Regions from separate parts of the Mus musculus genome. Here region 2 is linked to region 1. The links are chromatin loops, found by intact Hi-C in ENCODE. Cell type or tissue: left cerebral cortex. All regions are shown on one strand.

Region 1 (8,000 bases):
AGCCGAGTCACATAGTTACTGCATCATTACAAATCTTAGTTTCTTCACTGCTAATGTGAGAAAAACAGCAGTGTCTACTGTGTAAGATTATTGTGAGGGTTAAATTAAGTCAGTAATCTAAAATCCTCGGTGTCCCATATATTATAAAGATATTGGAGCTTGAGAGATGGCTCAGCAGTTAGGAGCACTTGCTGGGAAGTGGACCAAAGGACCCAAGTTTTGTTTCCAACACTCACGTCAGGTGTCCCACAGTCTCCAATAACTAACTCCAGCCCCAAGGGATCAAAAGCCCTCCTCTGGCTTCTGATAGCTCCCACATAATGTGGCATGCACTCACAGAGACACACAGACATACATTGAGAAATGTAGGGGCCCTACTGACAAGTGTCCATAGTTTCTGAACTTCCTCTTCCCTCTGTCCGATTAGCCAGTCCCATCAGACTGGAGAATTTTCATCAATAGGATGCCTCACTGGGCTTACTATCTGGGTTTGGGTCCTGATGCGCCCACCCTTTTCACAAAAGGAAACTACCTTGCTGAACGACTCCAGTTTTGTTCATATGTGACACACACATAAATAAAAATAAATCTTTTAAAAAGTTGTTAGTGTTCCTGTTTGGTGTTTGTGAGATTTTTGTTTTGTGATAAGGTCTCTTGTAGCCAAAGCTACTTCCTTGTCTTCTTGCATCTACCTCCCTCCTGCTGGGTTTACAGGCCGGCAGCGGCACTATTCTTACTATTATTGACATTGTTTCTACCTATCAACATTTTCATCCCCCAAAGAGGCCGAAACCTAAGAGGAAACACCTTTGTTGATAGCTGCAGTTTCCAAGACACCATGGTTAGTAGAATAGGAAAGCATAGGTGAGCTTCCAGGGGAAGTCCTGGGTGCTCTAACCTCATTAGGTCACGCCAGGCATCAGACTCCCTCCCAGAGTGAGGACTTTGCCCAGACATGCACCAGGGCATAGCAGAGAGGAGAGAGCTGCTGTGGGGACGGGGCAGGGGCAGTGGAAGTGACTCAGGTTTTTGAAAGTGAAAGAACAGGAATTCACCTGCCAGCTTGTCCTTAGGGCTGCCAGCCTTCTCTGACCTTCACCATGGCTATGCCCCGCAATGAGCAAGCTGGGACCCGCTTCTCTGTGACACACCTACTACCCTGCCTTTTGCCCTTCTAGGCATTGATTGCCCACAGGACTCTCCTTCCACCTGCCTCCCCACCTCTGATGTTCGTGTTGAGCAGATTGCTCCAGGGCAGAGTCCACAGGTGAAGGAGGCGCTCACGCACGGGGTGACTGAGCGGATTGCTGGGTGGGGTGACAGGATGCATGGCTTAGACTTTTCAAAAACTGCCTGGGAGTTCCACTGTTGACACCATCACCACATGACACAGGGAGAGCTGGCAGGATTAAAAGAAGTTTTCCATATGACTTAGCACCTTGTGTATCTACCGCTCCTCACTTCTGCTTCTGGGGATCCATCCATTAAACGGTTATCATTTTACAATACTGTACATGGCAGTGAAGAACTGAATTTTGTCATGCTGAATGAGTGTGTGTGTGTGTGTGTGTGTGTGTGTGTGTGTGTGTGTGTGTATACACATGTAAACTGTGTTAACATGAGGCAGGTATGTAGCTCAGGGGTAGAGTCCTTGCCTAGCAAGCTTGAGGCCCTGGGGTCCATTCTCAGAACAACAAAGTGTTTGACTATTACATTAAATATAAACTGGAAAAAGGCAGAGGTTTTGTTTTTGGATTTTTTGTTTGTTTGTTTGTTTGTTCGTTTTTGTTTTTTGAGACTGGGTTTCTCTGTATAGTCCTGGCTGTCCTGGAACTCACTTTGTAGACCAGGCTGGCCTCGAACTCAGAAATCCGCCTGCCTCTGCCTCCTGAGTGCTGGGATTAAAGGCATGCGCCACCACGCCCAGTGAGATTTTTTTTTAATAATGTTTTATATAAATTCTCTAAAGCTGGGTATAGTGGTGCACTTTTTAAATCTCAAGTCTCAAGCTCCAGGCCATCCTGGTCTATGCATTAAATTTCAGGTCAGCCAAGGGCTACATAATAAGATCTCTCTCTCTCTCTCTCCATATATATTACACATGTGTATATTTAAAGATTGTGTATATATGTCTATATATATGTATATATATGAATTCTCAAGAATTTATTTTGAATATATTCATCACTCAGGTCCTCCCAGATCCTACTCATTCAACTTCTTGCTGATTCTCTCTCTCTCTCTCTCTCTCTCTCTCTCTCTCCCTTTTCCTCTCTCTCTCTCTCTTTCTCTCTCTCCTCTCTCCTCCCCTCCCCTCCCCTGTATCCCTCCCCAGTTTCTGTTGCCTGCTATTCTTGCATGTGGAGCCTACCTAGGGTATGGTCGCTATACCTTGGGGTCCAACCATGACTTAACCTCTCCAGGTAGCTATCAACCCCAGTGGTTCCTCAGCTGGGTGTGACCTTCCTGTCCACCTCCCTACTCCACGCTGGTATTGTGTCTGCTTTGTCTCGCTCACTGTGGTGTGCAGGCTGTAAGTGTGGGAGAGCTTTTGTGGTGTTCTTGAGTGGATCCCTTGTCTGCTCAGTGTCTGAGGTATAGAGACTCAGTTAATATTCACTTAAAGAAGAAACAGGCCAGGCAGTAGTGGAGCACACCTTTAATCCTAGCACTTGGGAGGCAGAGGCAGGTGGATTTCTGAGTTTAAGGCCAGCCTGGTCTGCAGAGTGAGTTCCAGGACAGCCAGGGCTACATAGAGAAACCCTGTCTCAAAATAACAAAGAAGAAGAAGAAGAAGAAGAAGAAGAAGAAGAAGAAGAAGAAGAAGAAGAAGAAGAAGAAGAAGAAGAAGAAGAAGAAGAAGAAGAAGAAGAAGAAGAAGAAGAAGAAGAAGAAGAAGAAGAAGAAGAAGAAGAAGAAATAAAGGTTGCATGAGTGCATTAAATAATCCAGCATTTAAAAATAATCCACTAAAAATTATATACTTGCATACTGTGTGTGTGGCAAGTGCCTATACCTGCTGAGACATTTCCCAGGCTAGCCTGGAGTTTACTATGTAAACCAGACGCTGCTTCTGACTCCCGAGTACAACCAATCACCACTCCGGCAATTTTTTGTTTTTTCTAAATCCACTATTTTTTTTAAGGGATTCATTATACTTTTTTTAAAAAAGATTTATTTATTTATTATATGTAAGTACACTAGCTGTCTTCAGACACACCAGAAGAGGGAGTCAGATCTCGTTAGGGATGGTTGTGATCCACCATGTGGTTGCTGGGATTTGAACTCAGGACCTTCGGAAGAGCAGTCGGGTGCTCTTACCTGCTGAGCCATCTCACCAGCCCTAAATCCACTATTTTTGTAACACTGTCCACTATGTCTTAGTTAGAAGAAAATACTGAAACCTGCTGGAAAGGACCGGCCTGAAGATCCCCTCAGCTCTACAATGCGTGGTAATAGGACTTCCGTGGACAGTGGACTTCATTTAGCGTCATCTGATCTTAATTATCAGCTAATTAGTTCTCAGCCTGGAGCAGTTCTCCCTCCAACCAGGGAGACATTTGGAAACCCAAAGGGGTGTTTTTGGCGTCACAGTGATGAAGGAGGTTGTTGCTGGAATGTGAGGCTAAGGAGTCAGGGATGCCAGGCGACCCGCCAAAGACATGCTAATGAGCCTCCGGAAGAAACACCACCTGGGTGGCCAAATCCCAAGGGTTCTAATTGTGTCTCCGGGACTCCACCCCCGTACTGGTACAGACAGGGTTGTTACAGACAGGTCAGCAGAAGGTAATGGAGGCATCAGAAAACCAGGGAAAGGGTGGGAGGTGACGTGAAGGACTGCTGATAGGGATAGGCATCCCTGGGCTTGAAATAAACCCAGTCCGTGGCATCCTCGGATGCTCCCAGGGTGTTTAAAGGAGAAGCCACGCCAGACTAGGGCGTACTGAAAGCTGACGGTGGAAAGGAAAGATCCATGAGCCCTGCCAGGAAAATCCCAGGGTGGATCCCAGGTCAGAGGCCCAGACCTGACAGCTCCTCCACGCCTCCAAGAAAAAGTACAACAAATTCCGTTCCCCACGCTCCCCAAGGGGTGAAGGTGGTGCAGCCCAGGCCAAATCTGCGCCCCCCCCCCGGGCTCCGCGGTGTTGGAAGCCACCAGCGTGGGAAGGCCCAGCTGCATTTCCGCCCTGCACTGCGCTCGCACCTCCCAGCCCCTGCCCGCGCTACCATCTTACGGCCACTAGGTGGTGCCTGCGCTCTAGTGGCGCCTGTCTGGCGCCGGCGAGGGAGACAGATGGAACCAGAGTCCTAGGGTTCCGGGGACTGGAGGACAGCGCCGGCAGCTAAGGTAAGGATTCCTCGGGCGTGTCCCTAGAATGTCTGAGGCTGGGGTGGGTTGGCCGCCGCGCAACCTCGTTTGTGGTTTGCATTGATGACCAACGAGGACAGAGCGGCCACATGTGCTGTTGCCCCAAGAGGACCTGGAGCCCCGCTGTCCCAGAGCTGGGCCTAAGCTGAGCAGAACCCCAGGTCCCTGGCTCGCACTCAGACATCCTTCACGAGCCTGGGCCTCCGGAAGGCACGCCCAGCCCCCACACAGCAAGTCTTCAACACAGAAAGGTGGGACTGCTGTCCTAGGGTGCCTCCAGTTGAGCTGAGGGGAGAACAGGATCGCAGCACTTCTCAAACTTGGGCATGCATTGATTGTTGGTTAAGGGATAGTAAGGCATGCTGCTGTCTGGGTTCCATGCCTCCACCCCCACCCCGAGCCCCAGATGTAATTGGTTTGAGTTGGACGTGGGGAGCTTTTATTAAAAACTTCCCCCAGGGGATTCCAGCTTGCAGCCAGATTCAAGGGCTCTTTGACCAAAAGAGTTAGAGAAGACCCTATTACAAGCCCGGAAGGCTTCTCTTCCCTCCCCCTCCCTCTTGCCTTTTCAACCAGCAATTGCCTCTGCCTTTGGGCTGTCAAACTCAGTGTGACAAGCCAACACCCTACCCCAAAGGGTGGAACTCAGAAGTGCCAGAGAAAAGAGAGCCAATCAAATCATGTACAGTATGAAAGGGTTCCCCAAGTGGATAGGAGGAGAGAGGGGTTCTCCCCCACTCTAATCCCAGATGAGTGCAGGAGTGGATCCAGGCTGCACTCATCCTTCTGATCAATGGAGCCAAGCACACCCGGGGGCGGGGGGGGGGGGTGGACGACGACTTTGTAACTAGTAAAAAATGGCCCCGTGAATCTTATGTAACAGCCAAGTGTTAGCAGCAGGAGCCTGGACTCTCCAGAGCCAGCCCTCCCTTATTTGTGTCTTTAAATAAACTCACTCAATCACCCTCACTTTCAGTTTCCACATCTATGGAATGGGTACAGAGGTATAAAACTCTCAAGAGTTGCTATGGGAACGATTAAGACTGAAAGCCTGTGTTTACAGATAGTAGTTCTGTGCCAGGCACAGTTCATCCTGTGCACCATCACAACTCTTATCATAATCCACAGAGTAGCAGGTACTGTAGACAGAAGTAACCCATCTGGGAGCTAAGATACCCCACTTTGATGTCCCAAAAGCTGGGACTTAGGAACCAAAGGGCTTGCTGGAAGTTATCAACATGATCAGAGGCAGACTAGGAGCTAGGAATGTGGCTTTGTTGCTAGAGTGCTTGCTAAGTATACATGAGACCCTAGGTTCTCTCTCTCTCTCTCTCTCTCTCTCTCTCTCTGTCACACACACACACACACACACACACACACACACCACACATACACACACACACACACACACACACACACACACCAAGCAGATACCTAGTCCAGGGGTGAACCCATGGTCACGAGCATGACCCTTCCACTGAACTTCTTCAATCCATCAATGGAAATATAATCGTTATCCAGCACGTACTGTGTGCCAGGTAGGCTTCCTGACACAAACCATAAAATGTGGGCAAGACAGAGAGGGGTAAATCAGCCCTCTATGAACTCATACACAACAATGAAAACAGCTAGGAGTTCACGAGATCTACATTATATTTAACAAACTCAAAGACTTGCTAAATTGGATTGTGTCTCCCCAAATCAATACCCCTGGTACTTTGACAGTCATATTTGAACCTTTCAGAACATCAAAAATATTGTCGCCTGAGTTCAGTGTGTTAGTGCACACCTTTAATCCCAGCACTCAGAAGGCAGAAGCAGATGGTTCTCTAAGTTCGAGTCCAGTCTGGTCTACAATTTGAGTTCCAGAACAGCCAGGGCTACCCAGAGAAACCCTGTCTTGAAAAAAACAAAAACAAACAAAGAAAAGAAAAAGTTGTCAACCAATGTTCCTGTCCTGAGCTGAGGTCAAACAAGAAAAAGTTTTGTCATCTCTCTTCAGGTGTCCATCTGCAAACAATGGCTGGCTTCTATTCTAATAATGGCTTCCTATTCTATTCTATTTCTATTCTAATGGCTTCCCTTCTGGCTTTCGGGCTTTACTAGGGATACGAAAGTCACATGCGTTTTGTGCAAGGTGAACTTTACTGTCAATCTTGGTCTTTCCCTGGACCCGCAGTTTGTAGGAGGTCCCTTTCTTGTTATGCAGGGCAGCAGCAATGAGCTGCCTCTCTCAGGCAGCCATGTGATCAGAAGGGGAAACACCTACAGGCTCCGACGTGCCCTGTTGCTGAAGCTAGCACGTTCAACAGGTTGGGTGCAAGCAGTGTACCTCCAGCCTACAATATTTTCTGCTTCCAGTAGGTTTGTGGGTATTGAGGGCCATCATAATGTAGAGGCTATTTGCATAAACGAGTATCTGTTCTATGGTCTAATGGGTACCACAATTTTGTGTGTGTGTGTGTGTGTGTGTGTGTGTGTGTGTGTGTGTGTGTATGTGTTTGTACTTTTTCTTGGTGACTTGGCTGATAACAATGGTCCCTGATCCTGATGCTGCCTGATGTCCCTAAGCTCAGAAGTCAGTTATGTGTTTTGTGGTAGAATTCATGTTGGAAAATCTTTCTTCAGACAAAGGTTGTGGTGCTGTTGGTGGAGAAACAACATATATTAAATATGAAAGTAGACTGGTGGTGGACTTTACCTAGCATGTACAAGGCTCTGGGTTCCATCTTCAGCACTATATACACACAGATCTTTAAACAGGTAAACATAAAACAAGACTGTGCATTGACCTTGGGTATAGATAAAGTGCGAGATAAGGTGTCCTAGATACAAAGCACAAATGTGTAAAGGTCTGGAAGTGGCCAAGATCGGGGTAAGGTTAGAGATTTCTGCTGACCCAAGGGCCGGGGACTGTGGTGGTCAGAGGGAGCTACACTAAAATAGTAATATGCTGGAGGGAGCTTGGGTCAGGTGGCACTGTGTTTGGTGGCCAGATCTTATTTCATCCAATTAGCACAGTAATCCTGGCAGGCTGGCCAGGATCTTTTCCATCTTTGACAGGTTGATGTTATCAATGTCCTATGCTATGAAAAGAGTTGCTCACCTAGTGTGATGGCATATGCCTTTAATCCTAGCACTTTGGAGACAGAGGCAGGTAGATCTCTGTGAGTTTGAAACCAGCCTGGTTTACATAGCGAGCTCCAGGACAGCCAGGACTACATAGAGGTTCTGCCTCAAAAGTAGGTAGATAGGGGGCTGGAGAGATGGCTCAGTGGTTAATTCAGGAGGTCCTGAGTTCAATTCCAAGAACCATACAGTGGCTCATAACCATCTGTAATGGGATCAGATGCCCTCCTCTGGTGTGTCTGAAGACAGTGACAGTGTACTCATACATAAAAAAATAAATAGAGGATAGGTAGATAGATAGATAGATAGATAGATAGATAGATAGATAGATAGATAGATAGATAGATAGATAGATAGATAGAATAAATATTCAAAACTTACACAGCTGGGGTGCCTGGAGTTAGGATTTATGAGTTTAATCCTTGGCCTTAGGAGGCAAAGGCAACAAGGTCACAAGTTCAAAGGCAGCCTTAACTACGTAGGAAGTTAGGTAAACCTGGAC
Region 2 (8,000 bases), 80 kb after region 1:
GCCTATTCTAACCTGACAATGCTGGCATGACCTACTTCCCAGCCATGTGGCCCAGTACCTGCCATCTTGGTCTGCCCCTGGCCTTCTTCTTTATTCCTGTGTGGAGACTCCTTGGCTACCAATTGAGACCCTCCCCCTGGCTGGGGGTGGGGGGCAGAAATTCCCCCCTTTTCCTCTCCTGCCCACTATCTGATGATCTTCTCTTACTGACCAACCAGAAGATGATGGCAGGAGAACAAGGTTTTACAAAATAGGGAGTCAGGAAATACTTCATAATCATGACAATACCAAACTCCCAACTGCCACCCGATCTCATTAGCAATTGAATACATAGTGCACCAAAACATCCCCCAACACTGGGGCCTGGGGCTTTAGCAGCTCTGACTTCAGGGATATTATCTTTAGATAAGCCAGGTATATTCTAGCCAAGATGTAGTCACTTTTCTCTTAACCTATAGAACATTGTTGGGGGTTGGGTATGGAGGCTCACACCTGTGCTTAGGAAACAGTACTTAGGAATCAGAAATTCAATCATCGTTAGTTATAGAGTGAATTTGAGTATAGCCTGGGTCAAGAGCATCTCTGTTTCAAAGAACTAAAAATTTGTGTGTGTGTTTGGGGGGGGGGGAACCCAGCTTTCTTGCTTCTGTAGGCAACTTTCCCAATATATTTCTCCCAGCAATGTAAGATCTGTCTTAGATCTATGTGTCTCTCAATCTTCGTTTCTATGGCAGAATGGGGCCCATCCCTGTACTCGAGCACTGGGGCGCTGGAAACATGGGCATCTCTTCTCAGGGTTTAGTAAAGGAAGTTCTAAACCTGCGTTTTCAAGTTTCCAGTGTGAGTGTTTCGGTTTACTCCAGAGTGAACGGGTCCTGGAAGGAGTTGCTAATGAAATCAGTTATATGTTTTTTCTTTGTCATTTACATTTGGGGAGGGTCAAGTCAGAGAAACCGGAAGTCTGATATGGAAGAGGTACATCTAGAGGATAATCGCTTTTCAAACTTACAGAAGAAGCTCACCAATTTGCATGGTGAGATTGTCTTTTGGAGACCTAAATTGAAATGTCGCTGTAGGAAATTCTACCTTCTAAGGTGTCAAACTAGTTACGCACTCCTTCAAAATAAAGGATTTTATAAACATAGAATAGGAAACTCAAGCTGAAGGCTGGATGCAGTGTAATGGTTTAGAAGTGTAGGTGTTGAGACCAGATAGTTCTGTGTTTAAATATTTCTGTCAATGACGCTGTAACCATGACAAATTCCAAACCTTCTTTGTGTATAAAATGGGAAAAAAGAATCCTTTCCTCATTGAGCAGTTTTAATGTCTCTCTCTCTCTCTCTCACACACACACACACACACACACACACACACACACACACACACACACACACAGTGTCACTGCATGGGCTTCCTGGCAATTTGGATCACTGTGTCCATCGCTGTGAGGCCTTTTTGCTTTGAGACACTGCTTAGGAATGTAGCTGTTCCTTCTTTTGAGTGGGAAGGGGTTCCTGTCCGGATCCCTTTTGACCACTACTTGGCTTTGGACATTCATGGCCTGATAAGAACGTTTTTTACTAGATTTTGATGTTGTTCGTGAGATGGCTCATTGCTAACATCAAGAGACCATGTTGTTTCACAATCATCCTCTGCTATATTTTGGGGGGAGTTCATCCCAGAAAGATCACTGACAGTACCACCAGGATTTAGTAAATAGGTGACCCTAGTTGTGATCTCAGCACTTGGGAGATAAAGGTGAGAAAGACTACAAATTCAAGGCTAGCCTCGCATACATAGCATAGCAAAAACCTGTTTCAAAAAACTAAACCAGAACAAACAAACAAAATCCAGACCAACACCACATTGAAAACCAGTCACTGAATAGCCAAACTAGGTATGAGTAGAACCTGTTGAAAAAGTTGTGGAGAGGGTGAACCCCATCAAAAGTTAATAAAATCCTGAAACCTTGATAGTTTAAGGCCAGCAAGGTAGGTGGTTCAGTCAGGTAAACATGATTTCTGACATGAGGTGGCTTCCCAGGTAGGAAAGAAGTGACATCCTGAGCTGGCTGTCCTGTGACTGCTACACACATGTAAGCTAATGTACACAAGTATACGCACACAAATATGTGTAGTGAGTTTTTTTTAAATTTGAACTTTAAGTTCACATATCATCAAAACACCAAAAAAGTAAATTAAAAAAAAAAAAAAAAAGCAAAACCAAAAAACACCAAAAGGAACTTGTTTGGTAAAAAGCATTGCAAAGTGTCAGCCTTACTGTGATGGAGACATAGAAAAACAGCCATAGGGATCGTGGGGGCTTTTATTACGGGAATAAATTCTACACATTTTTGAGGGCACTCACAGATTGTGAGCACAGTAATGTTGATAATTATTGATGTTTCTTAATTACTAGCTATACATAATTACCAGAAAGCTGTGTTCAAGAGACCATGAGTTTTCCATCAGATCATGGGAAGGAAAGTTTTCCTTTTCAAGTAGCTGAAAATTTTCATCTATATGGAGTAACTTTTGCAATGCCAGATAAATGGTACTGGCCTTAAATTTGACTCAAATTAAGTTCGCAAAATAGAACACAATACAAATAAGCAATGTAGGGAGTTGAGAGTTCCAAGGGCGTGACTGCGCATCTTAATTCTCCTTCAGTGAGGTTCTCGTTACTAAGTATCCTTTAGAGTAAGCACAGCTGTAATTGTAACCTTTCTGGCACCTTTTTCTCCCAGCTCCATCAGTATCTCAGCTAGGAGAACCATCTATTCTGGAGGTCATGAGTTCTCTCATTTAAAGAATGAGATTGCTTAGGTAGAAGATGTAGCTCTCGGTAGTGCCTGGTTAGCATGGGGAAGACCCTTTAAAATATTGGCTTCCGTGTTGACTCAGTTGGCAAGAGTGCTTGAGGCCCTACTTTGGCCACCAGAATCCACATGTTGAAAAGACAGAACTGAATTCTGCAAGTTGTTCTCTGACCATCACATACCCCCTCTCCCATAAAGAGATGTATATAACATTTTAATTAAAAAATTAACCAGTTCATCATGTATACCGCAACCGATTCTGGTTATGTACAAACCAGGTTGACAGTGTTCCTATATGGAACCTCAAATTCAGGAGATTTTGGTCCACTAAAGGATGCATGGTAAGTCTCACCCACACTGGATTTGAAAACACTAAGCAGCTTTGAACGAACATAGAGAGGTAGGTTTACCGAAGTTCAAACCTTCAGCATTTTGTCTATCTTGAACCTGAATAGTGATTTAAAAAATTAATTAGGTTATAAGGTCACTTCTGGGTCTGAAAGTAGAGGCTGATGGAATTTTAGAGCCGGAACGCTTTTAGAAGATCTGTCCAGCCTCTTCGTTATACAGAAGAGAAGACCAAGGCCCTGGGATACTTCGCGACAATGTAGGTCAGTCAGTTAATTAGTGACAGAAGGAACTCCTGTGTCCCAGCGCCTTCTGAAGACAGTGGTTTTCAAGTGCATTCTCAATTCCTGAACCAGCTTAGCACACCTGTCATTTATTTATGCAGTCCCTCTTTCGTTTCCCTTCCCCTTTCTAATGGCGATCCGGTACGTGAGCCCTGAACCTGGGGCAGTCTTCCCACTCGAGGCACGCTGTCGCGTAGATCAGGACTCGGTCCGGGCGCCTTTTCCGCAGCAGGTGCTCCGCACCTAGCTTTCTTTAATCGCTGCATCATCGGCGGCGGCCTTCGCCGGGCTCCCGGTTTTCACAGTACACCGCGTGTACCCGGGGACGTGGAGAGCACGGAGGACGTGGTGGGTCAGAGCCACGCCGCTCAGAAGGGCTTCCAGAGCCCACGGGAGTGACCTCGGCGCCGACCCCGCAAGGCCTCGGGCAGCCGGGGCGTGCCCGCGGGGCCTGACGTGGCGGGGCCTGACGTGGCGGCGGGGGAGCGGGTTCTGCACTGCCCCACGCTCCGGCCAGAGGGCGCCCGGCCCCAGCCCTTCCCCGCCCCGAGGCCGCCCTGGGCTGCGCGTGGAACCGCGCGGACCGCCCCGGAGCAGGGTAGCAACCCCGCCTCCTGCTGCCCTCCGTCGGAGGTCGGGCCAGGCGGAGGGGCGCGGAGCCGCGTGGGTATCCTCCTTTCTTGGGCAGCCCTAGCCGGACCGAGCGACGACCCGAGCTGCACCGGTCACGGCCGCCCCTGTGCGCCCGGGCCAATCAGCGGCGCGGTCACAGATATGCAAATGAGGCGCCGGTTGCTGCGGGAGTGCCGCTCGCAGGGGCTGGTGGGGTCGCGCTGGGGGAGTGAACCGGGCCAATCAGGCGGGTGCGTGGCGCGCGGGGGGGGGGCGGGGGCGGCGCCCCTGCTCGCCTCCCTCCTTCGCTCCCGGCCGGGCGCTGACAGGGGGGCCTGGCCGAGCAGCCGGTAAGTGCCGCCGCTCGGCGCTGCCGCCCGCCTCCTCCGGCGTGGGGAGGACACCCGGGGCGCAGCGGGACAGCAAACATTGCTCAACTGGTGGAGACTGGCGGGGGAGGGTCTGGTAGCCCGGTGGTCGCTGGAGGCCGCCCCCGCCCGGCCGGCCGCGCGTGTCAGTGTAAGAGGGCGAGGCGGGGGGCGGCGGGGAGTCTTAGCGGTGGCGGTGAGTACATGCGCCTCCCCCCACCCACCCGGGGACCGGGCTCCCCGCTCTTAAGGGGCGGATGATTGGGGCTAGGGGCCGGGGAGGGGGGCGCTGCCCGCACGTGCAGCCGGGCACACCGGGGCCCGCCCGCCCGCCTGTCATGGCTGCAGCGGTGCCCTCGCCCCTAGTCCGGTACCCCGGGTCGGGACCCGCCGCTGCGCCTGTTGCTTGGGCCGGAGGTGAACCCCGGTGGGTCGGGCGCTGCTCCTGGCCTCCCCCAGGGTCGATCCCCGCCTAGGCGCGGGCTTCCCTCGTCTGGCAGCCTTGTCCCCCGCCCGGTGTCTCGCCTCGGTTACTCGTGACAGGGCGTCCCGCGCGAACAGTGGGGTCCCGGGAGCACAGCACGCCCTCAGCACTACCCTGAGCTTTGCCTCTGGGTCCCCTTTACCGCCTTCCCCCACGCCCGGGAGGCCACCTTGAGGGCCTCTCCGCGTCTGCAGCGGGTCCCCGCCTGCCAGTGCTGCTGCTTTCTCGGAGTCTGTCAGGGTGTGGGACGTGTTGGGTGGTTCCAAGGCTCTCCTCGCGGACATCCATCCCGAAGCCAAGCACGGACCCGGAAAGCCTGTGTGTCTTCCTGGCCTGTCACAGCTGCCAGCTCATAGAGTGATTTGCTTGTTCCTTTTTTGGTTTTGGTTTGCCTGGTAAAAAGGGAAAGCAAAAACTTTTCAGGACAAAGTAGATGCGAATTAAAGTTGTGACACAGTCGAGGTATTAACAGTGCTGCACGGTTACTTTTCTGGGGAGCTTGCTCCTGACCCTAAGGTGACTTTTATCCATTTACCTGATCTTGCCCTATGCAATAAAGTTTATTAATAAAAACCACCATCACACTGGGTTGGAGAGATGGCTCAGAGGTTAAGAGCACTTACTGCTGTGTTTGTACCAGAGTTCAGATCCCAGCACCCAAATCAGGCAGTTCACAGACATGTGTAACTCCAGATCGATGTTGATTTGTGGACACCTGCACATGCAAGTGTACACACACACACACACACACACACACACACACACAAATAAATATTTTAAATATTTTTAAAGTTTTATTTTATGCATATGGGTATTTTGCCCGCACAGACACAGATAGATAGATAGATAAATAGATAGATAGATAGATAGATAGATAGATAGATAGATAGATAGATAGATATGCTCGTGCAGCCTTGCCCCCTGTCTGCTGTCTCACTTTGGTTACTTGTGACAGGGCGTCCCGCAAGAGCAGTGGGGTCACTGGAGCACAGCATGCCCTGGAACTGGAATTACAGACAGTTGTAAGCTGCCATGTGGGTGCTAGGAACCTGGCTCCTCTAGAGCAACAAAAAGTACTCCTAACCCCTGAGCCACTAGAATTACTATTGGGAGTTAGTTTTCCAGTTTTGATGCCACTTTTTATGACTTCAGTTCTCTAGTCCTTTGGCTTATGATTTGAACAGAAAATAGGGATTGTTTTATGTAATGTTACTCTACCTAAATATAACTGTACAATCGTTTTTGAGAGAACCAGGAAGTCTGCAAACACGTGCATACACAGAATACAAACTTTAGAGGATTTCCCATTTGGAGAATCGGACAATGTTTTCAGCTAAAGGATGCCCACAGTGTTTCTCTTGAATTTACAACACTTGAATTTAGATAACCCCTTTTGCTAACAACAGGTAGCATAGAGCCTTAGGCTGGATGTTGGATAAACGTTTCATGATATTAACCTATTCCTCTGAGCATCTTAACCTATGTTTTATGTTCCAAAAGACTTCTGTTTCTAATGTGGCTTTAAGAATTCACACTAGCCGGGCAGTGGTGGCGCACGCCTTTAGTCCCAGCACTTGGGAGCCAGAGGCAGGCAGATTTCTGAGTTTGAGGCCAGCCTGGACTACAAAGTGAGTTCCAGGATAGCCAGGACTACTCGAAAAAACCAAAAAAATAAAAAATAAATAAAAAGGAATTCACACTAGCTACAGTGAACAGAACTTTAATTTTTCTCACTGACTTTAGTAATTCACTGGTTTGTAAGTGGTGGCATGGGCCTGTAATCTTAGCACTGGAAGGCAGAGGCAGCAGGGTCTCTGTAGATGAAGTGGGTTCCAGCCTAACTAGGACTACATAGCAAGACCTTGACTCAAAACCAAACAACCCCAAAATTTCCATTAATTTCCAAAGTATTGTCATGTGTCCTTTTAGTTTCCTTTGAACTACAGACTATGTAACAGGGACATGAAATGCAATAGGGAACGAATTCAGAAGTAGTTAATAGTAACTTTATCATACTGGAATAATAAATATCTAGGGAAAGTGGATAGTGTAGTAAAAAGACATGTCGCCCCACCCCCACCCCCAGCTCTCCCACATACCATCCTGTGATTGAGTAGAAGATGGTGTTTTAAAGGCTATTAGAAAATACCAGGGAGCTGGGGTGCCAGTAAAGTCCTTTTCTTGGAGGACTTGTTGGGGAGAATGAGTTTATTCTGTCTTAACTAGCTGTGTGACTATAGTTAGGTGTCTTGACTCCTGTCATCTCTAGTTTCTTGGATGCCACAAGTAGTAGCATAAACGATTAACTCTCAGAACTCAGGTGGTAGAGACAGGTGGATCTCTGAGTTTGAGGCCAGCTTGTTCTACATAGGAGTTCTAGGTCAGCCAGGGATACATGATGAGATCCTAAATCAAGAACAAAGAAAAAGCCGTTTCCCCTAGCTTTAGAAGTTTAGGATTCTGTGTATCTCATGACATCTATCATCTGAAAACACACACATACATACACACAAACACACAAGCAGAGAAAGCATTTTGTGTTAAGAAAAGGCAAAGGTTTAAAAACAGATAGTATAGTTGGTTTTCTCACACACACAATTTTTTTTTTTTGAAAGAAAACTCTTGCGTCAGTAGGTATGCATCAAGGTAAGAAAGTATTACCTTTAGCTGGACGCGGTGGTGCACGCCTTTAGTCCCAGCACTTGGGAGGCAGAGGCAGGCGGATTTCTGAGTTCAAAGCCAGCTTGGTCTACAAAGTGAGTTCCAGGACAGCCAGGGCTACAGAGAAACCCTGTCTCGAAAAACAAACAAGCAACCAACAACAACAAAAAGTATTACCTTTGATAAAAACTATAGAAAAACATTATGATGAATGAAATAACAGAATTTTCACCTTAGAAGTGTCTTGGGTGACTTTTATCTCAACTTCAATGCTCACCCAAACAGGATCTTACTATCTGTCTGTCTGTCTACCTGTCTGTCTACCTATCTATCTGTCCTAGAACTCTCTAAGTAGACCAGGCTGCCTCAAATTCACAGAGATCTGCCTACCTCTGCCTCCCAAGACCTGGAATTAAAGACATTCG

What was found. A loop is a pair of places that touch in the nucleus more often than their neighbours do. Peaks named below come from ENCODE experiments on the same cell type or tissue, not always from the same donor. Only the 100,000 strongest peaks of a DNase experiment are listed, where the experiment ranks them.
Region 2: it touches region 1 in a loop (6-fold over the local background); 16 of 42 quality-filtered maps call a loop at or near these places.

Annotation. Positions count from the first base shown.
Region 1 is chr8:90,824,567-90,832,566 of GRCm38, forward strand. It overlaps Chd9 (chromodomain helicase DNA binding protein 9), which reads left to right and starts at 4,269. Exons shown (of 40, transcript NM_177224.2): 1 at 4,269-4,348. In left cerebral cortex, CTCF peaks have their summits at 3,225 (motif pointing right), 3,427 and 4,235 (motif pointing right); DNase peaks (open chromatin) are centred at 3,888, 4,254 and 5,065; H3K4me3 peaks cover 2,153 bases; H3K27ac peaks cover 2,116 bases.
Region 2 is chr8:90,904,224-90,912,223 of GRCm38, forward strand. The region is part of intron 2 of Chd9 (chromodomain helicase DNA binding protein 9); the gene reads left to right. Among named protein-coding and RNA genes, the nearest start is that of Chd9, 79 kb to the left of the region's middle. In left cerebral cortex, CTCF peaks have their summits at 3,974 and 5,108; DNase peaks (open chromatin) are centred at 4,135 and 5,158; H3K4me3 peaks cover 2,276 bases; H3K27ac peaks cover 2,199 bases.